4 separate regions of the Mus musculus genome follow, and all the other regions are linked to region 3. The links are chromatin loops, found by intact Hi-C in ENCODE. Cell type or tissue: heart. All regions are shown on one strand. Links, peaks and the distances in the headings refer to the core of each region. The heading gives the core; the rest is flanking DNA. Region 1 overlaps Lyrm9 (LYR motif containing 9). Region 2 has its middle 30 kb from the start of Lyrm9. Region 3 holds the start of Nos2 (nitric oxide synthase 2, inducible). Region 4 has its middle 11 kb from the start of Tmem97.

What was found. Peaks named below come from ENCODE experiments on the same cell type or tissue, not always from the same donor. Only the 100,000 strongest peaks of a DNase experiment are listed, where the experiment ranks them.
Region 1: it touches region 3 in a loop (2.1-fold over the local background); 2 of 42 quality-filtered maps call a loop at or near these places.
Region 2: a loop joins it to region 3, with 6 times the contacts of the local background. A loop is called at or near these places in 27 of 42 quality-filtered maps.
Region 4: a loop joins it to region 3, with 7 times the contacts of the local background. A loop is called at or near these places in 5 of 42 quality-filtered maps.

Annotation. Positions count from the first base shown.
Region 1 is chr11:78,833,480-78,841,025 of GRCm38, reverse strand. It overlaps Lyrm9 (LYR motif containing 9), which reads right to left. Exons shown (of 4, transcript NM_001076681.2): 2 at 4,868-5,008; 3 at 2,844-2,936; 4 at 1-1,903. The coding sequence starts at 4,993. The coding sequence ends at 1,886. Among named protein-coding and RNA genes, the nearest start is that of Lyrm9, 11 kb to the right of the region's middle. In heart, for the core only: a CTCF peak has its summit at 2,795 (motif pointing left); no DNase peak of the experiment used is centred there; H3K27ac peaks cover 961 bases.
Region 2 is chr11:78,852,372-78,859,917 of GRCm38, reverse strand. No RefSeq gene overlaps it. Among named protein-coding and RNA genes, the nearest start is that of Lyrm9, 30 kb to the right of the region's middle. In heart, for the core only: a CTCF peak has its summit at 3,484 (motif pointing left); a DNase peak (open chromatin) is centred at 3,477; H3K27me3 peaks cover 685 bases.
Region 3 is chr11:78,917,849-78,925,172 of GRCm38, reverse strand. It overlaps Nos2 (nitric oxide synthase 2, inducible), which reads right to left and starts at 4,386. Exons shown (of 27, transcript NM_010927.4): 1 at 4,178-4,386; 2 at 2,796-2,951. The coding sequence starts at 2,905. RefSeq lists cis regulatory regions at 4,390-4,556, 5,165-5,184, enhancers at 4,559-4,579, 5,109-5,376, 5,672-5,684 and a promoter at 4,184-5,938. In heart, for the core only: a CTCF peak has its summit at 1,944 (motif pointing right); DNase peaks (open chromatin) are centred at 32, 872 and 1,942; H3K4me3 peaks cover 494 bases; H3K27me3 peaks cover 3,184 bases.
Region 4 is chr11:78,557,577-78,565,122 of GRCm38, reverse strand. It overlaps the pseudogene D11Bhm181e and the pseudogene Gm22947. Among named protein-coding and RNA genes, the nearest start is that of Tmem97, 11 kb to the right of the region's middle. In heart, for the core only: a CTCF peak has its summit at 4,471 (motif pointing left); a DNase peak (open chromatin) is centred at 4,492.

The DNA of each region.
Region 1 (7,546 bases), core at 832-5,831, 85 kb after region 3:
CCTTTCTCCTCAGCCCCATTCTAATGAACAACTCTGCCTAAGGCCAGGCATGGTGGCACACATGGCTACTCTACTGCCACGAACACCACCAGGTAAGGATTGGTCCCTGGGCTCAGATGGACTGGACAGCAGCAGTGGGGATGGAGGGACTGCGGCTTTGCTCTTGCCCTTTGCCTGGCAGTCATCTGGGAGCCCAAACCTGTGGCTCTGCTTGTCTCTGAGGAATGATCCTTCCAGGCAAGTGGGTGTCTGACTTACCCAAGTCCTTAGCGTTGTTTGACACACGTGTCGAGGGAACAATCCTATTCAGAGAACAGCAGTCAGGGAGAAACAATAGAGGGCTAGAGAGATGGCTCAGCGTGAGCGTGAGTGTGTGCGTGAGTGTGAGCGCTAACTGCTTGCAGAAGACTCAGGTTTGGTTCCTAACACTTACATCAGACAGCTCATACTGCCTATAACTTCAGTTCCAGGGAGCCCAATGTCCTCAGGCCTCTGAGGGCACCTGCACACACGTGGTACACACAAATAAAATAAAGATCTTCTTTTTTTAAAGAAGAAATAATAAGAGCCAACAGATGACTCAACAGATAGAGGCATTTGCCACCAAGCCTGATAGCCCGAGTTCAGTCTCTGGGACCCACATAGAGGAAGAAGTGAGCTGCATCCTGCAAACTGTCCTGACGAGCATTTATCAGCAGCAGCAGCAGCAGCAATGTGTTGTGGCACACCTGTATCTAAGTGCTTGGGAGGCAGAGACAGAAAGACTGCTGAAAGTTCAAAAGTTCAAGGCCTGCCAGTGTATACACTGAGATCCTGTCTGAAATAAATCAAAAGAGGAGGAAGAAAACTGTGAGCTTTCACAAGTGGACACACGTGCTTCGGGACTGTCCGCCCCTTCTGCTTAGACAGAGGTCACATCATCCCGCAGAACTGCAAGGGCACAGACAGGCACTAGCTCACCTGAGTGCCCCACGAACATTCAACCCCCAGTGTGGCCTCTCTGCATCTTCTGGCTACTTCGCCCACCTGGGCCACTTCCCCTTGGACCCAATCTCCTCTCCAGAGAGGACACACTGTGGAGCACGGAAGCCTGGACCTGCTGGTGTCTACCCTGCCTACTTGCACCTTATTGCTGGTCTAGTGTAGTAGATGTTTTCCCACTTCAAGGGTCAGGGTTTCTGCCTGGAGCATATTGGGAGGAAGCCGCTGCTTAACAGACTGACGGACACAGCATGGCACAGATAAGAGGGCGTGTGGACTCTGAGAGGAGACAAGACGCACTCACAGCTGAGTCACTGAACAGGACGAGGAGCACAGCGGCTTCCTCGCAAGGTCCCTGTGCAGCAAGGTCCCTGTGCAGCAAGGTCCCTGTGCAGGGAGCTGGTGTGAGCTGGCACGTGACTGCCGCCTCACCCCCCCAGGCTCACTCGGGCACCTGACAGATGGCGTGTATGCCGGCTGGGATTCAGATCCACAGCTGCCTGGTTCTCAAGCCCGTTCGTTTCTTTCTATACAGGTGGTCATCTGAGGGGACATCTCTCATGGGGCTGGGAGATCGGTGACGGGACCTCCAGAATAAATTAACTGCCTTCAGGGCAAAGTAAAAGAACAGATAGGCAAAAATGAGAAACACAGAGAAGAAGCAAAAAAACTCCAAATTCTCCCCAAATTGCATATCGTTTCTGTCTGGAAAAGCAGACATAAAAGACGCTGGAGACATGGCTGCAATGACGAGAACCACCTCACCAAATGTCAGTTACGATTTCTTGCTTTCAGCCAACAAGATCAAAGAATATTCCAGAACTGATGCTGTTCCAAGAGCAGAAGGCTTCTCAGTTCCAAGTGACTCCAGGGCAGCTAAGCGCTCGCCGTAAGCTCCAGACACTCAGTTTTGTTTCCTATACTGCAAGACAGAGAGATGAGAGACGGGTGAGGGAAGCCATGGGGGAGGGCTCTGTTGTGTCACACGGGCCTCTCCACGACTGCAGGGGTTTCTGGGAGGTGGTGAGACTCCATCGGGAGACCCTTCACCTTCACATCGAGTTGGTGCCTAGGCCCTCCTTCTTTAATGAAAAGGCTGGGAGGCCGAGGGCACTGGGACTAAGCATGGAACTCACCAGGGCTCGGCCTTATTCTGAATCTTGTTTGTGGGAGAAAAGTCCCAGGCAGAGGAGACCCTCAGACACCCAGGGTCCCCAGCCAATCATCGAGGCTTTCCTGCCTTTGTTTTGATTTTTCTGTCAGGGATAAGCCCCAGCGGCTTCTGCACTAGGCAAGCAGTCGACCACTGAGGTCAATGCCCTATCAAAATCTGTTTTTACAAAGTGGATTTTAAACCCCACATCTGGAGCGTCTGCGCTAGGACAACAAGGATCTGGGGGCACACTCCAGTTCTCCACATTCCTGGTGCCTTTATCCCACCTACAGTCTAGGTGTTGGTCCTAGACAGCAGCCTAGTCTTGATCAACTTCACACAAACTCGAGCCACCTGGGAAGAGGCACCCTCAGCTTCTACCGGATTGGCCTATAGGTGTCTGTGAGGTATTTTCTTAATAAATGGTTGATATGGAGGGCCCAGACTACTGTGGGTGGTACCACCACCAGGTCCTGGGGTGAATAGGGCAGCTGAGGGAGCCATGGGAACCAAGCCAGTTAGCCGGCTTCCTTTAAGGTCGGCTTTGGGGACCGGAAGGGGGGGTGGGGGGGACAACCATAAGAGATTATCTTCCTACCTAGGAGGAGTGCAGGTGCCTCTGTTTTCAACTGTGATGCGCGAGCGCCCCCTGATGGCCGAGGAGGTTACAGCATTCCCATTCCAGTGCCAGGGCCAAGCAAGCACTTACTTTGTTCATGATCCAGTCGGCATCTTCAATGGCTCTTTTAATAATCTGCTGGATTCTCTCGGAGTTGTCTTCATCTGAATGAACTTGGAAACTCTGTAGGTTTCAGCACAAACGGACATGGCCATGTGAAATCCAGAGCTTTAGAGAGCCCAGTCCCAAGAGACCGTGAGGCACTGGTCACCTAGCTCTGCTGAGGTGTGCTCATCCGGCCCACCCTGCTCTTAGACCACAGCTTTGGAGCCCTAGTTTATTTGGCAGCGGAACTGTCAGTGCAGCCCGCAGGGAGGCGAAAAGGAGACCCAGCCACTGGGCAGCTAGGTTATTTGGCAGGGCCAAGGGGAGCCACAATCTCTGGGGTTGATTTGCTCAGCACAGGAATCTACATCGATGGAAGTGTGCTGGGGAGGGATTGGCCTCGATGCCACTAGGTGCTGGTGCTGGGAGAGCAACGGGGAAGGGAGAGAAGGCACAGGGACAAAGGACCCTGGGAAATCCGGGGGGCTTCTGACCAGTGACCTAAGACCTGTGAACCTCAGGTTTCTTCCAAAAGAATGGAGTCCTCCCTCCCTTGATTGTGCTCCCAAACCCACATTCACTTTCCTACTCATCCCAGGAGCCCACTCGGTGCCTGTCCAGGAAGTCTCCCCTCACTGCCCCAAAGCTAACCATCACCCTCTGTTTCCCTCAGCCTCCTATTGCTACCACTGTTTCTCTTTTACTCTGTGAGACAGGATCTCACTCTGTAGCCCTGGCTAGCCTGGAACTTACTCTGTAGACCTGGCTGGCCTTGAACTCAGAGAGATCCACCTACCTCTGCCCCTTGAGTGCTGGGATTAAAGATGTGTATCATCACAATGTATCTGTATGAAATTTAATTTTTAGCTCTTTATTTGGAAATCATTTTCTTTTTTAAAAAGATTTATTATGTATCTAGCATTCTGCCTGCATGTATGCCTGTAGGCCAGAAGAAGGCACCAGATTTCATTATCGTTGGTTATGAGGCACCACGGGGTTGCTGGGAATTGAACTCAGGACCTCTGGAAGAGCAGACGGTGCTCTTAATTTCTAAGCCATCTCTGCAGTCCCACCGTTAAATTTTTATTATTTTGTTTGTTGCATGGTGTTTTGCCTGTGTCTATGTCTGTGACCATGTGCATGCAGTACACGGGTGGCTAAAGAACAGAACCGGAATCCTCTGGAAGAGCTGCAGTGCTCTCAACCTCTGAGCCGTCTCCCCAGCCCCAGAAGTGATTTCTTATAGGAAGGTAGTACAGGGTGCACGGGACCCTTTACCTTGCTGGTTGTGTCATTCTCTCTTCAGAATCTTCTAAAGTAAGTGACAGGCACTACGCCTTGTCCCCTAAAATCCTCACTGTGTGTTTCCTGACAAAGGGACCCTCTGATGTAACCTCAGCAATCAAACTCAGACAAATCAGCATCAATGCAGCTGATCCCTAATCTACAGCGAGTGTCCTAATTCCCACTGCTGCCTTCCTCTCTGGCTGAGGATCTGGGTCAAGCCTTCCACTGTGACATCACTGCAGTCGCTGCTAATCGGGAGCTGCTGCTTGCCCTTCCTGGTGGCCCATAAAACTTTGTTCTGATTCTATCTATCTATCTATCTATCTATCTATCTATCTAGACAGGTCCTCTTTCTGGGACCAGGGGTACCCAATCCTCTTGTCTCTGCCTCCCCAATGCTGAGTGCAGGCCACCATGCCAGTCTTTCTGGATGTTGAACTCTGGTTCTCGTGCTTGTACGGCAAGCACTTTATCAACTGATTCCTCTCTCCTGCCTCTACCCAGTCTGTTTTGATAGCCTTGGAGCTGTCTCATTCAGGCCCCAGCACAGTGCTGAGATGCCAACGGATATAGCCGCTGTGCCACTGACAGAAGCCAGAGGCCAGCTGCCCATGTTTGCAGTGCTTCTTATGAAACTCCTAGGCCTGCTCCCAGGTACCTGTGGCTCTGCCCCCCCCCCCCCCCCCCCCGCCAGCGCACACCTCCCCCAGACCTGTTCCCACCTGCCTGACAGCATGCTTGTAGTGCTCCTGGATGCCCTTGGTTGGCAGCTGCCGGCAACAACGTAACAAGTAACGGTACAGCTGCAATGGCGTCTGGACCAGCTCTGCCCCTGGCAGAGGGGCCATGTGCGAGCCTCAGCCCTGAAAAACACAGAACATCCCGTTCTTAGCCATTGGGCCAGTTCCATGGTGGCACCGGTCTCCAGTCCCAGCCCTCTGTGAGCCATCTGCACAGAGGCTTGGTCCCCCTTGTGGCCCAACTCCAGAAGCCTACACCCTGAGCTGGGGCTAGCCTTAGCATACAGCAGGCCCATGAGAACCTAATGCAAGTGTAGAAGGAGATGTGCCACCTCAGCCCAGAGTCTTGCAAAAGCTTAGCTTCAGGTGGCAGGTGAAACAGGGAAAATGAACAGAAAACCCCAGGTGACAGTCACAGAGCCGTCAAGGCTACCGACATGCTAGTGAGGGCATCGGGCAAGAGGGTGGGAAGCCTGAAGGTCTAAACCTGGCTAGTCAAAAAGTGTTGTTCCCAAAGCACTAACACTGGTATGAAATAAAATCTTGGGCTGGAGAGACGGCTCAGTTCTTAAGAGCACTGACTGCTCTTGAGTTCAAATCCCAGCAACCACATGGTGGCTCACAACCATCCATAATGAGATCTGACACACCTCTTCTGGTGTGCCTGGAGACAGCTACAGTGTACTTACATATAATAATAAATCTTTGGGCCGGAGCAAGCGGGGCCAAGCCGGCTGACCAGAGTGAGCAAGGCTGAGCGAGCGAGGTTCTGAATTCAATTCCCAGCAACCACATGACGGCTCACAACCATCTATCTGCACAGCTACACTGTACTCATATACATAAAATAAATAAATCTTTTTTTAAAAAAAGGAAATACAATCTTGGGCCCTAGACAGATAGCTGCATGTTAATGAGATGCTAAGCAGGTCAGAATGCACAGTGTGGATCCCACGAAGAAGCTATAGATGGAGTGACCAAAGAGAAGCTGGGACTAGGTATGTGACTTCATGTTACTGAGTCATTAGTTACAATGAGCACAATATTTATTTAACATAAAAACTGATGCAAACATATGAAAACTAAGCACAGAAAGGTAAGGTATCTTGCCTAAGCTCACACAGCTGACAAAAGGTCTGTCTGAAATTTAATTTCTGGCTCCAGCATCCAGTAATAAAAGAAAGGGGACCTGACACCTTCCATGAATTCCAGACCAGACAGACAATATAGTGAGACACTGCCTCAAAAGCCATGTTTGTTTGTTTGTTTGTTTGTCTAAGGCCTAGAGAGATGGTTCTACAGTTAAGAGCACTTGCAGTTCCCAGCACCCACATGGCTGCTCACAACTGTCTGATTCTTCCGTTACATCCAGGATCCAATACCTCTTCTGGCCTCCAGAGACACCAAACATACACATGGTGTGCACACACTCATGCACGCACATGTGAGCATTCACACACACACACATACGCATTCCTGCACACACGAGTTTATGTACACATATGTTATTGCACATACACAGGCATGCACACACACACACATGAAAGTAAACAGTCATGCCCGTAACATAAAACATAATTTAAAATCTTTTTAAATATTAGAGAAGAAAGACGCTATTACCATACAAAACTTCACAGAGACACTTGGCAATTCTCACAAGTCCGTCTCTGCAGGAACCACCATTGCCACAATGAAGAGCAATGAAGAGCAAGCTTATCCAACCACCATTACCACAATTACCTCTGCCTCCCTCCAGCTCCTCCCTTCCCAGCTCCAGCAGCTGCTGACTGGCTTCCCCCACCCAGGCTCCTTCACATGTTCCCAAGGTCTGTGTCAACGGAATGGTCGGTCTGCCATGCTTCCTTCTGTATCTAAGGAATCCATTTATCCATCTTCTGTGTCTATGTCCGTCTGTCTGTCTATCTATCCATCCATTTATTTTGGCTTTTCAAGATAGGGATTCTTTGTAGGCCTGGCTGTCCTGGAACTTACTTGGTAGATTAGGTGGGCCTCAAACTCAGAGATCTGCCTCAGTCTGTTTCCTAAGTGCTGAGACTAAAGGCATGCACCACTCCTCCATGCCCCCTCCAGCTTCCATATTTTTAAAATTTGAATCTGTTTTTCAGCTATTACATAAATCATAAGAATTATGGAGTACCACAGGATACTTCAAAACTTGTGATTTTTAAAGGCTTATTTTTTCTAATTATAGTATGAATGTCTGTGGAGGGTATGCACATGTGAGTACTGGTGCCCAAAGAGGCCAGAAGCATCGGATTCCCAGGAGCTGGAGTTCCTGATCAGCTACCCAAGGAGGATTCTGGGAACTGAACTCAGGTCCTACTGTACAAACTAAGATGAACTTGTGTGTGTGTGTGTGTGTGTGTGTGTGTGTGTGTGTGTGTTTACACTCAAGAGTGTGTGTGTCACAGCACACATGTGAAGGTTAGAGGACAGCTTGCAGGAGTCAGTGCTCTCTTTCCATGAGGTAGGCTTGAGTTTTGAACTGGTGTCATTAGGCTTAGAGGCAGGGACCTCCCTTCCCCTGACGGAGCCATGTTATTGGCCCAGATTTGTGTTTTGAAGAGAGTACAGGTGTTTCTAAATGGTGGGCTCTAAAATTCGAAGATCTGTTACCCTTCCATTAGGTGCCTCCAGCCC
Region 2 (7,546 bases), core at 1,237-6,236, 66 kb after region 3:
AAAGGCTTAAGCTGTTGTCTGACAGGAATACTTACCTGGAGTTTGACCTGTGACAAGAATCTAAGTTGTGACTCCCTGAAACTTACATGAATTTTTTAAAATTTACAAAAACAGATAAAAGTTTTAGATGTAATAGCGGGACCACTCACTGTCTTTCATCTGCAGTGGAATCTTCATTATAGAAAAAGCAGTCATTAGCATCTGTAAACAGTAAGAGGAGACTCATGCATTTGAGCCATAGCAAAAGCTTGAGTCTTCAAAAGGATGAGTCAGGGTTAAAAGCATGAACACTCTTTCCTTTCCCTAGAGGGCTGGAGATCTAAATACATCCATATATGCATATGTACATACATACATATGTCATATACACATGCATATGAACATGCACACACACATATATGTCATATACACATGCATATGAACATGCACACACACATATATGTCATATACACATGCATATGAACATGCACATACACACACATATATGACAGAGATGTCTGCAGAACAACAGAAGCATTTTTAAAGCATTTAGAAAGCAACCAAAGGAAATTTAAATTTTTGGGTCTGTGATTGTGATAATAACAACTAGAACTTAGGAAAACTGACCTACCTTGGAGGGGCAGAGAAGGGTGGTCAACCTAACCGTGTCCACATTTGGCCAGGGCCCTGGTGGTGGGCAAGGTGTGGGGGCAGCTCCTTGTCCAACTCAATCCAGTAGAGTCCATTTTGAGAGTAGAGAGCAGAAAAGGTTTCTAGGTAAGAGCTGTTGGCATCATTTGCTTGTGCCCTAGCAGATCGTTAAAATCTGTGAGACTCTGAACATCTAGTGTGCCATCTTAGCTATTGACTGTACTGAGGACCAACTGTTTGCAGTAAGACATTTAAGCCTGGGGAAGCTCTGAGTCCAAAGAGGAAAGGGAATTAGAGAAGGGGGTTAGGGACAGAGCAAGCTCCTGGAGGGACAGAGGAGCAAGTGTCAACAAGAGCTTCAATCTGGGTGTCCCCAAGCAGAGCCAAGGGACTTGTCACAAAGAAATGTCTCTAACCACAAAGGAGAGGTGTCCCTTTCCTTGTGAGGGATGGCCAGTAGGGCTAGAGATGCTTCCACATTGATGTGGCTTTTTTAGAAACAAAGTAAGGTCCAAGAGGGAGCTGAGCGAGGAGGCTCCAGGAGCTGACAGAGACAGAGCAGGCAACTCCCAGGTCCCAGTTACCTACGGAGCAGGAGAGAGCAGGTGAGGGAAGAACCAGCTAAGGAGGTGGACTCTAAACTTTGGAGCTGAATATAATACAGTAAACAGCAGAATCCAGACGAAACAGATGATCCGAACCTTAGGAGGGTCCAACCAGCAGCTTGGTTCAGCTAGAAGTGGGTCCCTTGGTAGGGGTCCATTTATGCCCCTCTCAGGTTTGGATACCAGATGTTTAAACGGAGAACATGACCACCCCATAGTATGGTTACAGGGAAAATTTTTATTGTGGATGAGAGAGCTAGAGAGAGTGAGATCCAGAAGCACCTGGAAAAGTCTAGAACAGAAAGAAAAGAAGTAGACTGAACATGGCCAGCAGTCTGGACCTGGCCAGGAGAGAAGCAACACACACACACACACACACACATACACACACACACACACACACACACACGCGCGCGCACATCACACAGACACACACACAATCACACAGACACACATCGCACATACATCACACACACATCACACACACACACGCATCACACAGATACACACACAATCACACATACATCACACACACATCACATACACACATCACACACACATCAAACACACACATCATACACACAAGCGCACACACACATACATCACACAGACACACACACACACACACACACACACACACACACACACACACGGAGAGTGAAGGGAGAGGGAGAGAGAGAGAGCAGAGACAGTGAGAAGGAGCGATAGAGAAACAGAGAGACAGAGACAAACAGAAACTCAAAAACAGCAGGGTATTAAGGAGAATGAGTAGCTGGGAGAGGAAAGGAAAGCCGGTTAGCTGGAGGAAGGTTAGGGGAGGGGAGGAGGTAGGAAAGGCTAGGATGCCAGCAGAGCATTATCTTTGAAGTGCATAAAAGGTACTTGTGATCCTGAGGGAGCCTGGAGGCCAGCATGTGCTCTGCTGTGCTAATGAGCATCACAGGTAGCCTTTTGTTCCTTCTGTCAGCGATGAGGGAGATAGTTTTTTGTTATAAGGGAACCAGCTTCACAAATCCCTGAGGAATGCTGGCTTTTGTCTAACTACCAGAAGTCCTGCTGTATTCCAGACTGAGCCTCTCTTTCCACTGCCTTGTGGAGTGGAAGAATTGGAGTCTCCTTTATATCTCACAGTTATGAGCTGCCATCTGTGGGTCCTGGGAACTGATCTTGGGTCCTCTGCAAGAACAGTAGGCACTCTTAACTGCTGAGCCAACTCGCCAGCCCCATGCTCTGTGTGTGTGTGTGTGTGTGTGTGTGTGTGTGTGTGTGTGTTTTAGGTTTTTCTATGTAGCCCTGGTTGTCCTGGAACTCACTTTGTAGACCAGGCTAGCCTTGAACTCAGAAATCTGCCTGTCTCTGCCTCCCAAGTGCTGGGATTAAAGGCGTGCGCCACCACTGCCCGGCGCTGCCAGCCCAAGCTCTGTCAGCCACCATCTCCATGACAGTAGTTTAGTGTTCTCAAGCTGGTCACAGAAACGGGCTCACTGCAGATGTAGCCTTCTGAGAATATCTCCTTCCACTTAGTACAATGCCTTTGGGGGTTTGTCTAAGGTGATGCATGTAGCAATAGTTTTTGGATTGCAGAGTGGTATTCCACTATTTGCACTCCCCAAGGAGAATATTCTGATATCCTTGGATGTTTCTGAGGGAAATTTGAAGTAACTGGTTCAAAATTACAGGGTGTATTCTAGGGGCAGGGAGCAATCTGTATTTTTTTCAAAACATTAGATATTTTTAGTTTCTTTTAAAAGATTATTTTGTTTATATGAGTACACTGTAGCTGCCTTTAGACACACACCAGAAGAGGGCATCAGATCCCATTACAGATGGTTGTGAGCCACCATGTGGTTGCTGGGAATTAAACTCAGGACCTCTGGAAGAGCAATCAGTGCTCTTGACCACTGAGTCATCTCTCCAGCCCACATATTTTTATTAATTATTTGGAAATCCCAGCATCCACAATGTGCTCCCAGCTGTCTGTACCTCCAGTTCTAAGCAAGTGTGACATTGGTGCTTTTAAAGAATTTCCCCACTCATATAACCTATTCTAAAGTATTGGCTCAAGAGGGTGATTACCCAAGACAGCCTTCCACCTAAACGTATTGTGCTTCCCCACGTGGGATCAGTAGTGGTCAGACTCAGATCGTCAGCAGGTACTGAGTCCAGTTCCTTTCATTTTTCTCGCCTCAATAGAATTCAGGACTCCCATCTTCAGCCACCACATGCCAAAGCCACCTCCATGCTGCCACCTAGTGGTCACAGCCACAGCTGCTGATCCCTTTAAAGGAAGGCCGCTTCCATCCTCAGGTTCACTGCCAAGAGCGCATCACACTCCTCAGTCCCCTACTGTAGCCCCAGTGGACACAAAACACGACTCTAGTCTCAAAGGGAACAAAAGACACTTTATCCTTGAGCCAAATATAAGTGACCATGGCCCAGGGACTCAGGTCATCACAAATGCCATGAAATATGTATAGTTATAGAACAAAAGAAAGTTACAAATCAAGGTACTTTCTAAGTACATAGACAACAGGATCTGGCAGGCAGGTTACACCAGAGCACAAACACCAACCCGCTGATGCTATCAGAGGGCATTCTTAGCTTTGGGGTTGGTGGAAGTTAATACTAAGAACACATTTCAGAAGTTTTACCTGAGAATAGCAAGGACATCAGCTCAGGTGGAGCTTGGCAACCAATGGCTATCATGGGACATTAAGAAAGATCAAATAAGGGCTGGCGAAATGGCTCAGCAGGTAAGAGCACTGACTGCTCTTCTGAAGGTCCTGAGTTCAAATCCCAGCAACCACATGGTGGCTCACAACCAACTGTAATGGGATCCAGCTACAGTGTACTTAGTTATAATAATAAATAAATCTAAAAGAAAAAGAGAGAGAGATCAGAGAGTTAATTATGTAATTATTCTAGATCTTTAACACTCCAACCTCCATAAGTTAATCAGCTGATCGACCTTGGAGAATCTTTAACATGGATGTGGCTTCTCTTTTCTGGGAACTTCAGTTTACAGTTATCCTGTTGGCTAAGCATCATGTGTGTTCATGTAGAAGCCATATGTTTTATGTCCCCGCCAAATGCTAGAAGGCTTGTTCCTAGGGTCTCATGTAGCTAAGGCAGCAAGTGGGTTCCTCGGCTACACAGAAAGGTTGAGAGGAACCTGGGATACATAAGGCTCTGTCTCAATAATAATGAGAAAATAATCATAATAAATACTTTGATTTGTCCTGTGATCTTGGCTTTACAACAGATTCCAGCTCGGAGAAATGAATGGCTTTTCACTTTATAAAAGAAACCAAATCATTTTATATTTCTTTCTAACAAGTTGTTGTTCTCTTTTGTACCAGGCCTTACTGGGTTAGGGGTAGAAAGAAGGTACCAGATTTATAAGAAATCAAGATTTCCTAGGGTTTTTTTAAAAATTTTTTTATTTTCATTTTCTGTGTATGAGTGTTTTTGTCTGCATGCATGAGTACCATCTATGTGCTGTGATCTTCTGATCCTCTGGCCTGTGCCTCCCAAGTGTGGGCTTACAGACTGTTCTGCTAGGCTCCTCCTGACAGCGACTTAGCAATAGTTAGTGTCATCACCTGCCACCATTGCCTGCCAGGTGCTAGTCAGGTGTGACAATATATAATAAAGAGGACTGCTTGCTACTCTCCCCCTGCCCCACCCACCCCTCCCTCTCAATCTCCCTCTCTCTCTCTCTTCCCCCCCATTCTCTTTCTTTCTCTGTTTCCACTAGCCTCTCTCTTTCTGTCCTTCATCCCCACTTTCTCTGCCCTCGAGGCTCTGCCTGCCTCTACCCTTTCTCCAGGTCCCCGATCCCCTACCTTCCCTGTCAATAAACCTCCCTTATACTAGGTCCTGTCATATGTCAAGATTTCTCAGTGGGACACGGAGACTTTGGCATGGACCCACCAGGTACCCACACTCACTCCCACTGCCTCCACATTATATTTCATAACACTTAGCAGGCCATGAGAGCAATAAGCAACTCTGCCTGCTTTCTTCCTGGTGTTTATTTCCCTTACCCTAAAATCAACATTAAAAATATCTGAATGAGCTGGGCATGGTGGTGCATGCCTTTAGTGACAGCACTCTGGAGGCAGAGTCAAGCACAGATCTCTGGGTTCAAGGCCAGCTTGGTCTACAAAGCAAATTCCAGGACTACACAGAGAAACCCTGTCTAAAGGGGGATGGCAGGAGTGTCTTGGTGAGCTCCAACACTGCTTCACACTTGACTTGTCCTAAAATTCCTTTCTGCTAAGTATTCTAGATCTGTTTGAATGGAGATCTCTATAAAGAACTCTGGGACTGCTGTGAGTGACAGCGTGGAGCTGTGTCTCTGCCACCATTAATATTTGTCTTTTCTTAGACAGATGTGGTGTGTACACATGTAATCCTATCACTCAGGAGCCAGAGGCAGAAAGCCATTGATTGGAAATCAGCCAGAGACCCTCTATCTTTTATTTAAGTCCTGACCCAAGACTGTTAAAGTAGATTCTCTTAGAGTTGAGATGGGGGAGAGCTTTTAGTGCCGTACTTCAGTGTTGCTTCCAAAATAGTTCCCTCACCGAGTGCCTCAGGGCTGACTAAAGTGTCCTGTTTCTACACTTCTCAAAATGGCTCTCCTGCTCACGTGTGTGGTAGATGGCCAAAGGGACCCCAGTCACCACCTCTCCTCATTCATACAATGAATCCATGCATTTCACACCTTCCTCAAGCCATAGAGTCTGGTTTTCCCCCTTGCAGCTATGCTAGCGCTGTGACATGTTCTGACAAAGAGGTAGAAAAACAAAATACTTCACCCCAGTCAGAGCCTTTCAGAAAACACAGAAGGGCCAGGCAGTGGTGGCTCGCGCCTTTAATCCCAGCACTTGGGAGGCAGAGGCAGGTGGATTTCTGAGTTCAAGGTCAGCCTGGTCTACAGAGTGAGTTCCAGGACAGCCAGGGCTACACAGAGAAACCCTGTCTCGAAAAATCCAAAAACCAAAACCAAAAAAAAAAAAAAAAGAAGGGTGCCTAAGGGGGGACCGGTGGTTAAAAGCATTTAGTGTACCTCCAGAGAATCAGAGTTCAGAGAACGGGCACCCTCTCCTGGCACCTGCACACATTTGGTGCACATACAGAAGTGCAGGCACACATATAACATACAAGTAAAAATGAACATTACATTCTGGAAAGATGGTTACTGGTTAAGAGCATTGGCTTCTCTTTCAGAGAACCACGTATGGTTCCCAGCATCCACGTGGTATAAATATAAATTTTCTTTTAAAATAAATAAAAAACAAAAAACAAAAAAACAAACAAACAAAAAAACCAGGAAAACAAAAATCCCAGCTCCTCCTCTCCCTGAAGAAGCCAGGCAGCTGCTAAAGAAATGTGGAGAGCCTGATGGTGGTGGCGCACGCCTTTAATCCCAGCACTTGGGAGGCAGAGGCAGGCGGATTTCTGAGTTTGAGGCCAGCCTGGTCTACAGAGTAAGTTCCAGGACAGCCAGGGCTACACAGAGAAACCCTGTCTCAGGGGGAAAAAAAATGTGGGGAGTTTTCCAAAAGGCAGACCATGTAAGGAGACCAAGGTGCTTTACATTCTGCATGGTGATCTATACCAAAATCAAACAAACAACAATAAAAAGATAGGCATATTGCATATATTGGTGGGGGAGACTAGTTTATTCAAGTCTGGGCTAAAGGGAAAAAAAAAATCCATCTTTTGTGAGGGGGTTTTAGGAGGAAGATTTTCAGGGATTTATGGAAGAACAAGGAAATCCTGCGCATGCTCCCTAGAGGCATTCCTGGGCAGCTGCTCAAGCCCTCCCCCTTCTGTGACTCTATCTACTGGACTAGTTCCTTCTCAGTCTTCTCCTTTGAGAGATTATAGGTGCATCCTTATAATCCCCAGAACTGAGGGGCGGAGCCGACATAAACGGTTGGGGCGGGGGAGACCTGGGGAAATAGCAGGTAAGAGAAGTGCAAGCAAGCTATGCAAGCGTGAGAACTGCAGCTCAACCCCCAGTATCCAAGTACGTATCAAGCTGGCTCTGGTCCTGCGCATGCCTGTAACTCCAACAAAACGGTTCCAAACCTTCGTAATGCTGAGACCCTTCAATACCCATGCGGTGACCCACCACCAAAAAGTATTTTCGTTGCTACTTTGTAACTGTAAACTTGCTACTCTTGTGAGTCATAATGTAAAAATATCAGATACGCGTGATAGATGGTCTTAGGTGACCCCTGTGAAAAGATTGTTTGACAGTTCCCCTCAAGGGGTCACGGCCCACAGGTTGAGAACCA
Region 3 (7,324 bases), core at 1-5,000:
TGTCCCTTTATCGCCGCGAAACCCCTCAGCGCCCGCCCCCGTAGCGCCCGCCCTCCTGCTGCGGGCAGGACTCAGCTCTTAGTGGCCCAGGACAAGCAGGAGCGCGCGAGTGCCTCGTTTGTGTATTCCTCTCGAAGGGACAGTAAGGATCGCGACCCAGACTCCCCGCTGCACCGGGTTATGTCCTCACACCCTAACGAAATCCAACTAAGAAGGCAATTCTTTACTACCCCTGCTTTATGGCGGCAGAAGCTGGGGGACCAGAGAAATGAGGATCCTGCTCAAGGCCATACAACAGCCCTAGGGTCATCTCTTACCTTTGCTTCACTAGAGCGCTCCCAGGAAATGTTTTGCGCTTTCTCCCTGTTGCAGGTGAAATAGGGCTACAGCCCTCAGGGACCCTTCTGGCTAATATTTCAGCAAATGAATCCCCAAGCCCGATTACAGTGCGAGGAGTGTTTTGGGTGTTTTTGTTTGTTTTGTTTTGTACTTTTAAGCATCCTGAAACCCTTTGCTCTAAACTCCCTGTGGGTCACCTAGACGGTCCCACATTTATCCTTTGTCTCTAAAACACATGCAAGGACACACCCTGCACACTTCTGAATCTCTTGTTTACACAAAGTTGAAAGCCACCAGGAATAGGCTCTTCGTCTGCATAGATTTGAAAATTATGTCTTAAAATAAAAATAAATAACGGGCTCCCACTGCTTTCAGACTAAAATCCCCTTTGTACGCGGCTTCCTCTTCCAGGAACATCCTCTTGCCACCTTTCCTGGGCAGTCCCATCTCGGCTGGGCCCCCTCCTCTAAGAAAGCCACCTGCAGCTCATTAGGCCCTCCTGACCCCACAGCCAGGCGGTGCCCTTAGGAGGAGGCTCAGAGACGCATAAACCTCTCTAACATCTTGCCTTGCCAAGACTGCCTCCAACTAGGGAGGAAACTGTTGCTCTCCATGCGCAACCCCCTCCCCCACCCCACCCGTTTCCTCTCTGACTGTAGCGACTGGATCTGTCTCTTTCTCAGCCCAGAGTTTACTAAGTCCTCAGAGACAGGAGTTAGGCTCAAATCTCAGCTCTTCCACTTTCTAGAAACTGACCTCTTTAGACACGATAAAAGCAGTTCCTGCCTGGTTTTTGACATAGTGTTAAGGACACTATAAATATGTGTGGCCATATATGCAGTTAATAAATGGTTGCATCAATCCACTGATGAAGCAGAAGGGCTCTGTTGACATGTAAACTGGCAGTATAGTGCCAGGTGAGAAAGCCTCAAGTGTCCTTGTCCTTGGGATACATCTCGATTGGAGACCTACAGTGTAGCTACCAGGATGGTGGCCATAAGCCAGACTGTCCAGTTTGAATGCCTGCTTCACCACTGCCATCTTCAGATGACTCAAGCACGGTGGACTTTTGTCTCCTCTTCCCTAAAGTGGGAGGACAACCCAGTCCCCTTCTGGATTGTCAGAGGATGTGCCCTCCTTCTTGTCTCAGTGTGATGACAGGTAACCAGCAGCTACCCAAGATTTTGGAGCAGGGGCATGACTTCTATGAAGTCAAGTTGGAGGGAAAGAGGTGTGGAGGCACCTGGATTCTGAGGCGACAGAAGGTAGGGGTTGTAGGGACCGGGTAAAGAGAAAAAAACGGGATGAAGTCACGGTATTTTGAGACTGAAGTGCTAGAGGGCACCTGAGCCCCAGGATTGCTGACAGCTGTGGTCCAGTCCCTTCCCACTCACTCTGCCTGTCACTCCTGAGCCATCTGTCTCCTCTACTCCTAACATAATGACTATTTTCCTGCAAGTGAGGAGGCAGAGGTTTGGAGGCTAAGGGACGTCACAAATGCCACAGGATTATGAAGTGGCAAAGCTACTCCCTTCTGCCTAAACTTGCTTTCTAAACCTGGCAACACCAGGACAGGGAAATTTAGAGATTTCCTGCTTACTGCCTCCAGGGGGCGCTGTCCACTGTAGTCCTGCAGATGTTGAGCCAGGTACAGACTGAGACTTGGACGTGATTCTGTGCAGTCACATTGCAAAGAAAGCCAGCTCATCATCTTTCTACGTAAGTTAGCCTCAAGTCCCTGGCTATGGCTGTAGTTTCCTAGCATTCTCTAGAATTCTCCTAGTCCATCCGGATAAATTGTTGGAGGACTAGTTCAATTCTAAGATGCCTCAGGCCAAACTCAGATTTCGTCTCTGACATTAGCAGTCATGTAAGCCAGACTTTGCCCTCCAGAGCCTCACTTGCAAAATGAGATCATAACTAAGGGCCCCAGGAAGGTTACGTTCAAAGAGTGTAGGTGTGTGCACGGTGTAGTCCTGTGACAAAGAAGCCTCTTAAATGGTGACAAGCCCTTCTGTGACTATCAGGTAAATCACACTGCAGACCTGAGACTCAGACAGGTGCACTTACTCAAAGTCACACAGTCACTGAGGATAGTACAGGGCCATCTTGACACCCTTCAGTTGCCTAATAGTCAAAATATCTAACTGGTGAGGCACATGCCCTGGCCAATCAGGACGTCACTACTGAGCTGACCACTAGGCTCTCCAGTCTCCGTTCTCTCATATTCCCCTTCCCCCTTCCTTCTTCCTCCAGAGAGTACAGACTCACTCAGGAGCAGCATGGGGATCCTGGGCCTTCCTTGTCCACACCAAGGAAGGTGCATCAGACTCCAGTAGAGTATTACAAGCAGGGCCTTGGAGACCAGACTCTCTTAGGTGGCCCAGAACAGAGAGAGGCAGCAGGGGCCTGGAAGCCCTGAGGAGAAAGCTGGAAGTGGGAGAGAGGTTGCTTACCTGAGAACAGCACAAGGGGTTTTCTTCACGTTGTTGTTAATGTCCTTTTCCTCTTTCAGGTCACTTTGGTAGGATTTGACTTTGAAGAGAAACTTCCAGGGGCAAGCCATGTCTGAGACTTTGCACTTCTGCTCCAAATCCAACGTTCTCCGTTCTCTGAGGAAGGGGAGGGAGGCTGTGAGGTGAGGTTGAAGAAGAGCCTAACAGAACAGAGCCTTCTCACGGGCGGGCGCTAGTGTCCCAGAGAATGGAGACAGAGCCCAGCTAAGGCTAGCACAGAAGTGCTCTCTCTCCATGCTTGCACTCGGCAGTTTTATTTGGAGTTGAAATCTTGTGGGACAGACTCCAGTTCTACAAAGACACATAACAAACCAAACTTGGGATAACTTGGGATGCCACATAGCCACCTACCAAGGACAGCAAGCATCCACAAGCTTCCTTAGGACAATTCAGTTTCTCTTGGCAGGAGTTACTCCATGGCCTCCAGCAAGGTGGGCAGGAGCTGGGGTCACTAATACAGGAGTGTGTGCATCTGCCTGACCCTTCCTGCCACCTGCTGACCAGAGAGAGGGGCAAGCACTTGTCATTAGTACCCTTCCCTCTGGACCTGCACTTGGGGCTAGCACTCAAGTCCTGGCCACCTTTCCTTTGATTTGGGAGTCATCACGCATCCTGAGCCAAGGACACTAGGTCACATGTTCCTTCTTCTTCTTTGTTACTTGAGAAGAAGTCAATGATTTGTATAAAAGAGCATTAAACTCTCCAGAGTTGAGATTATATCCTTTACGAAAAAGACAAGAAATAGAAAGTGGAACTGCCCTGAGAGTATGTGGCTTCTCCTTGGCGAGTGCCCTCCCTGAGGAAAGATATACTTGGAAGATACGGGGGGGGGGGGTACAAGAACCCACCTAAGGGGAACAGTGAAACTCAGAGTCCCGATGAACTGGACCCTACCCTGAGTTTTTCTAGTTACTCATCTAAATCAAGTTAGTTAACTGAAACTCATTGCTTCACTCCTAAAATGGGATTAATAATAACCATCTTATCAGATCTGGGTGGGGCAGAGGGCACATCTCATAAAGATGAGTAAAGTAAGCTATATGTATTAACACCACCCCCCCCAGCCTATTCGGAGCTTTCTAGAAAGTTTATCCTTTGTAGTGTAATCACCACAGTAAACATTTGCAGAGAAGAAATCTGACCACACGCCCTGTTCAACTGGCAGACCCTTCTGTGGGTGTGCTTCTTACACCTTCCATATCAGCTTCAGTCCAGCCACAAAAAGAGGGGTGGGGTGGGGGGAGAAGGGAAAGCCTGGTTTTCTGGGCTTTCCCAAGCAGGAAGACACTCCTAAGAGCAGCTGTCCCCAACACAAGACTCACCTTGCAGTTGACTAGGCTACTCCGTGGAGTGAACAAGACCCAAGCGTGAGGAGCCTCAGAAGTGTCTCTAACAGCTCAGTCCCTTCACCAAGGTGGCTGAGAAGTTTCAAACCAGTGACACTGTGTCCCGTGGGGCCAGAGTCTCAGTCTTCAACTCCCTGTAAAGTTGTGACCCTGGCAGCAGCCATCAGGTATTTATACCCCTCCAGGCTCTGCAGAGCTATTTTGCATAACTGTTCCCAAAGGGAGAGTCCCCAGTTGGGTGTGCAAGTTAGCTCATTCATGATGGACACTCCTAGTCTGTGTGCTTGATTACATCACTCTGTGGTGTATCCTCATGCAAGGCCATCTCTTCCTGGTCGCCCGTCCAAGGCAGTGGCCCCTAGGCAGCACGTAGTCACTTCAAAACTGGGACTCACTAGGGAGGGAGGCTGGCTTTTCTTAGCTAAACCACATACCCTGGCTTGCAGCTGCTGAGGGATTTTGTTCTGGGCACGGAGCTCTCTGGCTTTCTGTCTGTTCTCTCAGTGAGGTTAGATGGTGCCAATATTCCAACACGCCCAGGACACATTCATCAGGAGGTTTTCTAGAAAGGATGGAAGGCAAGCTGTGGGCACAGATGCCGTCTGACCAGCATTTCCCCACTAGTAGTAAGTCAGCTTGGGCAGAATAGTGGATGGGCTGTGCTGAGTGAAGCCTTTTTATTTTTTTTCTCAGTGGCATTCTCTCTCTCTCTCTCTCTCTCCCTCTCTCTCTCTCTCTCTCTCTCTGTGTGTGTGTGTGTGTGTGTGTGTGTGTGTGTGGTGTGTGTGTGTTTGTATGTGTGGGTGACTTCTTATATATAGGATTATAATGTCCTACCTGGGTGTGGTGGCATAAGCCTTTAATCCCGGGATTCAGGAGACAGAGAAAGGCTGATCCCTGAGTTTGGGCTAGCCTGGTCTACAGAGTAAGTTCTAGGATAAGCCAGGAACACTACACAGAAAAACCCTGTTCTGAGAAACAAACAAAAACGAATAAATTATAATTTCTTACAATGCTTCCAATAAAGCATTCACACATGGCATGGAATTTTCCATTATGAAAGTGAAATATTGACAGTGTTAGGGGAAAAGGAACAAACAGAGAGAGGGAAAATCCCCCTAGCACATCCTGCCAGGGTCCACTCATCTTCGCATGGTCCCCAAAGTCAGCTCAGCCTCGTGTTTTGCCCTTGTCTGAGGTACACAGACTAAGTCACCCAAAAAGTGTGTGGCCTCAATAGTTGGGAGAACAAATAAATTGTTGATTGAATAAATGAATTACAAATCAAGTAATTGGGCTGGGGAGATGGCTCAGTTGGTAAAGTGCTTGCCTTGCATGTACAAGGACCTAAGTTCAAAAGCTGGGCATGGGTTGGTGAGATAAGGAATTTACACACACACACACACACACACACACACACACACACACACACACACACAAACACACACACACACACACACACCAGTCAATAGGTCAATGATAAAATGCTGGGTGTGGTGACACACACTTGCAATAAGTTCTGGGGAGGTAAAGACAGGAATATGCCTAGGGTTTGCTGGCCAGCCAGCCTAGCCTACTAGGCAGGTTCCAGGCTGGTGAGAGATGCTGGGTAACCTGGGAAACAAGAGCTGAGATTGTCTTCTAGCTCCTACATATACCTGCACACTCATGTGCACACATGCGCATGCACACTTGCACACACACACAGCTTATGGATTTCAGCATATCAAAGTCAACCTCCTTTTAGTCTTTATCCAGGCAACACCCCCCCCAAACCCAATACTTGGGAAAGACGGACCGTCTAATGGGGAGCGCAAAGTCTAGAAAAAAAGAAGGGATGATTAAAGTTCAGAGTGATGGAGGTGCCCTAGTCCTGAAGGAGCTTTGTCCACATTGCTCAGGGGATGGATACATACAGGAGCAACTACACTACGGTGAGGTTTAAAAGTTTGTCACAATGGAACCCTTAGTTCCTGTTTATGCTTTCAAATATTACAGCTACGCCTGCAACAAGTTATTTAAATCAACCCCCAAACTCTATGAAATAGAGACTATAACTTTCCATCTATAGAACCTTCCAGAGTCTCATCTATTTTACATTGGAGTGCTTGGCTGAATTCTGTTATTTAATATATCCAAAAATCTGCTATTGTGACAGAAGAGACTTAGGGTCATGAGCAGTGAGGCTCCTGGATGTGTATGGAGTATCCTTGCCTCAACACTGTGCCCTGCCTGTCCTCTTAGGCTGACACGCACATCTGGGGTGGGAGACATCTCTCTGGCCTTGTCCCGTGCTGTTAGTGTTCCTCCACAAGAAACCCAGGCTTGTGTAGCACCCACAACCCAAAGAACAGTGCTTAGGGCTGCCTTCCTGTAGAGACTAGCCCGTGTCCTCTGACTCCTCACTCTCTGGAGGCATGAGACCCATGGGCCTGGAGGTTAGGTGTGTTGTCACCTGAATGATTGGTGCCAGCCAAGGCTCTGACATGCTGGCTCAGGGTAAGGGCTTGGTGGCTGTTTCTCCTTTCCACCACTCTTCTTTTGCATTAAGGTCAGGTCAGGTACCAGCCTGGACCTGCTAGCCACTGTGCCCATTCCAGTGCTTTTCCAAACCATCATCCAGCAACCGTGGTGATTGGTATAGGGGACAGAACTTGGGTCTGTGATGACTGTGTCCCTGAGCACCAGGCATTGAGGACATGACTAGATGAGCCTGAAGACTCCTGGATTCTAGCCACAGCTCCACCTCGGATCAACTGTGTAGGCTCAGAGAAGCCACACCTCCTTTCTACACTGGACTATTCCAGTGACAAAGAGTGACAGCAACCGCTCACCCTGACACGTCAGCGACCACCGGCCCACCCTTTCCCTTTTTGTGTGTGGTACCTGGGAATGGAACTCAGGGCCTTCCCCATGCTAAGTGGGTGCTCTAGCACTGAGAGACATCCCCAGATCATGTTTGTACGTTGTTTTTAGGTTCCCTCTCTGCCCAGGTAGGGCTTGAACTTCCCATCCTCCTGCCCCAGCCTCCTGAGTAACCCACTTACAGGCCAGGGTAGTCACCACAGTGCCAAGGATGACCTTGGAGCTTTTGCCTTCCTGCCCCACCTCCTGAGGGCTCGA
Region 4 (7,546 bases), core at 1,498-6,497, 360 kb after region 3:
GATCCAGTGCCCTCATCTGCCTCCCAAGGCACTCACACACAAAGAGCACACACATATATGCAGGCAAAAGACCCATACACATTAAATAAAAATAAACCAATCTTTACATCTAGAAAAGGGGGGGGGGTGCTAGCTGTGCAGTGGTGGCATATACTTTTAATCCCAGCACATGGGAGGCAGAAGCAGGCGGATTTCTGAGTTCAAGGCCAGTCTGGTCTACAAAGTGAGTTCCAGGACAGCCAGAGCTACACAGAGAAACCCTGTCTCGAACCCCCCCCCCCAAAAAAAAGCATGAGTACAACAGAGGCCTGTTGGTGTGGCTCAATGGTAGAGTGCTTGTTTAGCAGGTAGAAGGCCATAGGTTAGATGCCCAGCAATGTAGACAAGAACTGGAAGCAAGCCAGGGGTGGTGGCCTACACCTTTAATCCCAGTACCTGTGAAGCAGAGGCCGGCAGATCGCTTTAGTTCAAGGCCAGCATGATCTACAGAGCAAGTTCCAAGACAATCAGAGCTACACAGAGAAACACTGGGGGGGGGCGGGGGGGGGAGGCGCGCGGAAAACAAGGAAAGTGGTGAAAACAAACTGCATAGGACAGTATAATGGTATAATGGCTGATGGGAGGGTAGGATAAGTTACAGCAAGCAGCACATTGATCTTTTGAGTATTTTGAGACTGGGTCTTATTATGTAGCCCTGGCTAGACTGGAGCTCAATGTAGGCCAGGCTGACCTCAAACCCACACCACCTGCCTCTGTCTCTCAAATGCTGGAATTAGAGGCATGTGCCACCACACCTGACCTATGACAGCATTTTTTTTTTACTAGTTTTAATGTGTATGCACACAGGTGGAGGTCAGAGGAGCACCTGCAGGAATCTGTTCCCTCCCTCTACTGTGTGAGTCCTGGACATCATGTTCTGATGTCACATTCAGTGTCACATGCCTTTACCCATTGAGCCATCTCGCTGGTCCTTATTTTATCTTATTTTAAAGATAGATTTATTTTATGTATGCGAGTGTTCTGCATATATGCTTGTGCACCACGTGGGTCTGGTTCTCCCATGGAGATCAGAAGAGGGCATTAGATGCCCTTGAAAGTGAAATTGCAGATGACTGTCTGTGAGCTACCATATTGAGGCTGGGATCCAAACCCGGAGTACCAGTGCTCTTACCAGCTGAGATGTTCCTCCAGCACCTTCTCCTCTGCACTTATTTATCTTTTTGTAATAGAGCCTCACATATCCCAGGCAGCCTTGTGCTGCTGCTGCTGCTGCTGCTCCTCCTCCTCCTCCACTTCCCAAGTCCTGGGCTTATAGTCATGCACCCCTGTGCTTAAATCAGCATTTCAACTATGACACAGCCCTAAAGACAGAAGATCCTACAGAAGCACTACTTAAATCTATCTTAAAGTCTGAGAAGTGATTTTGTGTGTGTATGTGTGGGGGGTGTGTGTGTGTGAACATAAAATGAAGTTTGACTTTCTCCAACAGAAGGAAAATCTGTTTTGATTGCCTGCTTGGCCACTGAAGATTTTACAGTTTATCTGGTATACATTTTCCATAATTATAAATAGCCTGAATCTGTAGCCTCAAAGTTCTAGCAATATATATTTAAAGTAAAAGATTAAAACATGTTGAAAAAAATGTTGCACCAATGTTGGCAAGGATATGGAGAAGTTGGAAGCCCAGGGCATGGCTGATGGGAATGTAAATGGTGCGGAGTTTGAGAAGCAGTATGTTGGTTGGTTCCTCCAGAAACTGAGTAAGCACGGGGCTTATCTCTGGCTTCATCATTGTAAGAATTAAGGCTAGAGAGGTGGCTCTGCTTAAGAACTACTGCTGCTCTCACAGGGGACCTGAGTTCAATTCTCAGCACCCACATCAGTCAACTCACACTACCAGTAACCCAGCTCAAAAGGGATCCAACACTTCTAACCTCCCAGGGTACCTGCACACGGACACATACTTCCACCCCCCAACACACACACACACACCTACACTACACATAGTGAAAACTGATAAATCCTTTTTAAAAAGAAAACAGTGACTCTAATATGTGCACTCCAGTGTTCATAACATTACCTACAGTGACAGAAAGGTAGAAACCCACAGGTCCCTCCAGGAATAAGCTACAGTATATCCATATAAAGGAGTATTATTCACGCTTAAAGTGGAAAAAAAAAATCTGTTAGGTGATGAAGTGGCTGAACCAGACTTCACCCTAAGTGAAATAAGCTATAGTATGAGTTCAGGACCAGGGTGGGCTAGAAGACCTTGTCCCCAAAACACAAAACAAAATCTTTAGTGAAGAAAAGGAGGAGTAAAGATTTACAGTCCATATAAGGAGACTTGGATGAGTCGGGGTGGCACCTGTCATTCTGCTTGGGAAGCTGACACAGGAGACTGAGCTGGTGGCAGTTAGTCTGAACACGGACATTTCCCCCACCCCACCTCTCTCTCTCACACACACAGTGTTAAGGATTACATTCAGGGCTTCCCAGGTGTTAGGCAAGAACTCAAGCATCTAACCCCCTCTCTAGCCCTCTTCCCAGCCTTTAAATGTGATGGGTGTTTTGTATGCATGCATGAGCCAGGTCCATAAGCCAGGTCCTCTGCAAGAGCAGTCTGGGCTCTTAACCACTGAACTGTCTCTCCAACCTCACCCTTACTTCTTTTTTAGTTGTCTGAGGCAGGATTTCACTATGTAGACCAGTTTGGCCCTCCTGAGTGCTGCGATTCGAGGTGTGCACTATCACACCTGGCTCCTATTCCTGAGCTATTTTTCCTGTCTTTCCCATCTGGTGGGAAGAATGGCTTCCAGGAATTGAACTAGATCATCGGGGTTGCATGCAGACACTTAGCCTGGTGAGCTCTCTCTCCAGCCTGTGTTAGCCCAAGATGTTAAGAAATTTAACAAATGATATGTCACCTGAGTACCTTCTCTATTCAGATTCTCCAGTTATCCTCCAGATTTTACTATGTGGTATTTCCTCCCATTCAGGATCAGGGGTGTTTTCCTTATATTGGTTTTCTTTTTAATGCTGGTAGAAAAGGTAGAGAGTAGGGCTGGAGAGATGAAGGCTCAGCCGTTAAGGGTACTGGCTGCTCTTTTGGAGAAGTCCTTAATTTAGTCCCCAGCACCCAGATGGCAGCTACAACCATCTGTAACTAGTCCAATGGAATCCAGTGCCACCTTCTGGTGTGCAGACATGTATGCAGACAAAATACCCATACATACATAAATGAATAAACAAATCTTTTTTAAAAAGAAGAAGGGGGAGAAAGGAGGAGGCAGGAGAGCAGGCAGAGCCAGCTGTCATGGGAGAAGATTTATGTAATCAGTTTGTTTCCTCAGATTTAGGTACCTGTTAAACATTTGGAGAAACTCTCAGCCTTATGTGGCCACAAATAGCAGCCTCCTTGGGGATGTGCACAGCCTGTTCCCTACATGGGTTACCCTAAGAGACCTGGGAGACAATTTTCTGGTGGCTATTCATGTCTGATCTCAGTGTTTTCCCCAGGCTAGGCTCCACGGGTATGTGGGGTGCTTTTGGGAGGCCCCAGGGCACAGTGGCCAACGCATCATGTATATCCACAGCAAACTACAGGAGAGTGAACTTGTGGTCGAAGTCCTGCATGTAGCCAAGTTCAAGTTCCTTGACCACTAGAAGACCCAGATCTCAAAGACGTGGAGCTTCCTCGTGTTTAATGCAGGTGAATTTAAAGATACAGTAGCTGATGGCTGTGGAATGAAATAAATTCCCCATTGTGGTCCCCTAGATAAGTGGCAGTTCCTCCACTCCTGAAGGCCTCACTGGCCTGTCCAAACCTCATGTTCAGTAATAAATCCCACATCTTTCTTCGTGTGTGTGTGTGTGTGTGTGTGTGTGTACACGTGTGCGCCTGTGATGATCTTTTATAAGGTAATATGAGTGGTCTGCTCCTATCCCATCCCATCGGGAGGCACAAACAGCTTGTCTTATTTTGGGGGGATAAATGGTATGATTATGTGATCAGCATTGCATTGATTACCAGAGATCTCCACTCTACCAGAGCCCTGTAGTAACTAACCTGTGGAGAGTTTGTTTTGGCTTTTCTGAAGCAGTGGCTCACATGTCCAGGCTGGACTTAAACTTGGCTGTGCAATGGAATCTGTCTTTGAACTGGTGAACTTCCTGCCTCTACCTCCCAAGATTAGGATTACAGATGTGGGTACCAAACCCACATAAAGAAAAGAATTTGAGATCACATCTTACTCTTCAGCAAATGACATACAGTGGCATCTATTGATAGTCTTTGCCACATTATTTGCTACTAGTTGGGGAGTAATTTATTAACGTCATTCATTCTGCACACCTTTTTCTAAGACTCTAGCAAATTCAGACACAGTGAGAGTCACCTCGATTTCTGCATGGGAAACCTCCCATACCAGGAGCTTGTGGGCTGCTACCATGTAGCTAGTCTGGACTTCCATGCCCCCTAGTGGCAAAGTGTGGGCAAGTATCTAAATAAACCGAGGGAATGGGACTAGATGCTATTATGTGCTGTGTTGCCAATTCCAGGTGAAGCCTTAGAACTAGGATGTGACACCTCTGTGCTCTCTTTTTTCTTAACCTCGTGGCCACTTGGGTTTGTCCCTGAAGAGCACATGGCTACCATAGGTGAAGTTGACCACTGTTTTGATCAAGCTTAATGAGAACTTGACCATATTTACTCACTAGCTGCTCTGTGCCTGCATTCACACAGGGCAGAAGAGTAGCTTAGATAGAGGCTGTCCAGCAAAGCCTGCTTATAGTCTGCATGTTTACAGAAGTTAATGGGGACAGTGGTGTGGCTAGGTGGGTGACAATGCCCACCACCCAGCCTGACAATCTGAGTTGGAGCCCTGGGATCCACAGAGTGGAAGAAAGCATTGACGACGCCCCCCCCCCCACACACACACAAAATGAATATATAAAAGCTGGGTGTGGTGGTTCATGCAGAGTCCTGAGAATCTCCATGTCCACTGACATGCTCTCTGATGAGGTCTGAGAGCCGCACTGAGATACAATCAGAAGGCAGTGTGATGCTGTGTCTATTTAGCAGAACAATAGAACTAGATTCACCATTAGGGCCCCTGAGCTCACCAACCATATTTCTTGGATAAATTTACAGTAACCAGCATGTGCTTTTTCCTGTAGAGCAGGCCTTAAATCTAATCAGAAAGTGGCTGGTGACCCCGGGCATGCATGACACTCTTGTATCGTTGACGTATCTTGCCACACTGGTCATTATTGTAGCTCACAGGGCTCAGGGCTGGGTGAGAATGTTAATGACGACCCACCTTCACTCCCTTTGCAGCCTTCCTATCACCTGGTAATATAACAGCTAGCCAGTGAGGACTAGCATCCTGGTCAGTAACAGCTTGATTTCTCCATATCTATGGCCAAAGTGTGTGGTGTCTTCAGCAATAGTCTTACCATCAAGTTCTGATAGGCTACCAAGAACAGTGGGAATAGCCTATATTGTTTGGGGGTGGTCTCAGGACACCCCTGAAGGTATACCTCAAGGGAAAGCATCCCAAACCTGGCAATGGACTTTTTATTTGGTAACCTATGGCTTCTTATCCCCTGTGTAAACTCCAATTAAACTCTTTCATGATGATGTGATATTGTTGTTTTGCTTTGTTGTTTGTTTGTTTGTTTTGAGACAGAGTCTTACTTTGTAGCTCTGGCTAGCCTGAAATTCACTAAGTAGACCAGGTTGCTCTCACAGAGGTCTGCCCGCCTTTGCCTCCCAAGTGGTGGGATTAAAAGCATATGGCACCATGCCATGTCTAATATATATGCTTATCTAATTAAGAAGCTTATGGGCTGGAGAGATGGCTCAGCAGTTAAGAACACTGACTGCTCTTCCGAAGGTCCTGAGTTCAAATCCCAGCAACCACATGGTGGCTCACAATCATCCATAATGAGATCTGATGCCCTCTTCTGGGGTGTCTGAAGACAGCTACAGTGTACTTACATATAATAAATAAATAAATCCTTAAAAAAATAAGTTTATACCGGGCAGTTGTGGCGCACGCCTTTAGTCCCAGCACTTGGGAGGCAGAGGCAGGTGGATTTCTGAGTTCGAGGCCAGCCTGGTCTACAGAGTGAGTTCCCAGACAGCCAGGGCTATACAGAGAAACCCTGTCTCGAAACAAACAAACAAACAAAAAGTTTATAAAATAGTAGGCTTCCATGTGTCTTTTTCAAACATCCTTAGTGCTAGTTATCTCTCTCCCAATCACCTCCTCTGCACTACCCTCCCATTTCCCTCCCCAATGAAACTTCCCTCTCCATTATTCTTCCCTCCCCACCCATATCACCTTTAAGCTCAGTTATCTTGAGGACTGGTGGCTGAAATATTGTAAAAGCCAGAGGTTGGGGTGGACCAGAGAGAATCTATCTTCTGGTTATGACAAGACTTCTGCACTCTTGAACTCACAGCAGCTGTAGTTCCTGTACATGATGAAGTCAGTCAATACCAAGCATGGAGTGGGAAGTGACTTGAGGCCCCATCCCTCACTGAGGAGTCATTGTCAGCTGGTGGCTTCTGGGAGAATGAAAGCCAGGTTTCTATAATAGTGACTCCTGGTAGGTGTGAATGCACACACACAAATACACTCCACAAAGCACAAATTAGAACCAGTGAGCTATAAAAAGGGGGCCTTGAAGCAGGGAGGAAATAGGGCAGATTGACTGTAAAGGAATAGGCTCCTAAGTTTACCTCCACCACCATACTTGAAATGCACGTACCTTGAAAATGCCTAGCAAGGTTGTGGGAGCACACACTTCAAATCCCAGCACCAGGGAGGCAGGGGCAGAGGCAGAGGCAGATGGGTCTCTCGGAGTTCAAGGTCAATCTGGTCTACAGAGTAAGTTCCAGGACAGCCAGGGCTACACTGAGAAACCCTGTCTCAAACTCCCCCCCCCCACACACACACACCCCAAAAAGAAAGAAAATGTCTAATGCTGGAAACTGGGCGTGTTAAAACACATCTTTAATCCAAGTACTCAGAAGGCAGCAGGACCCCTATGAGTTCAAACAGCGGGTCTCTACATACTGAGTTCCAGGGCAGCCAGAGCTACACAGTGGGACCCAGCGGAAAGGAAAAAGAAAGTTGCCTTAGACAATGGAGCTCTTGTTTGGCAGTCAGAGGCCTCATCTGCCTCCCCAGGACTGGGGCTACTAGAACTGGGATTAAAAGTACACACCACCAGGCCCTGGCTAACACAACTTTCAAAACCTAACTCAGGAGAGCTGAGAAAAGACTGGTGGTGTCATTCATAATTAGCCCCTGCAGAGCCCGTGCTCTGCCCATCTGCCCACATAACACTGGTTCTTTGACAAGGCAGACCAGGCCCACAATCCTGGCAAAACCCTGCAGCTCCAAAGACGGTTCGGTTCTAAGTCTCCCTGCCTCCCTGGAGCTGAATCTCCAACACTGGCAGGATCCTAGCATTGCTTTGATGGCAGTCCCTTGGTATTGGTGAGTGCCCGCCTGGTGGTTTCACTCTGAAGTAT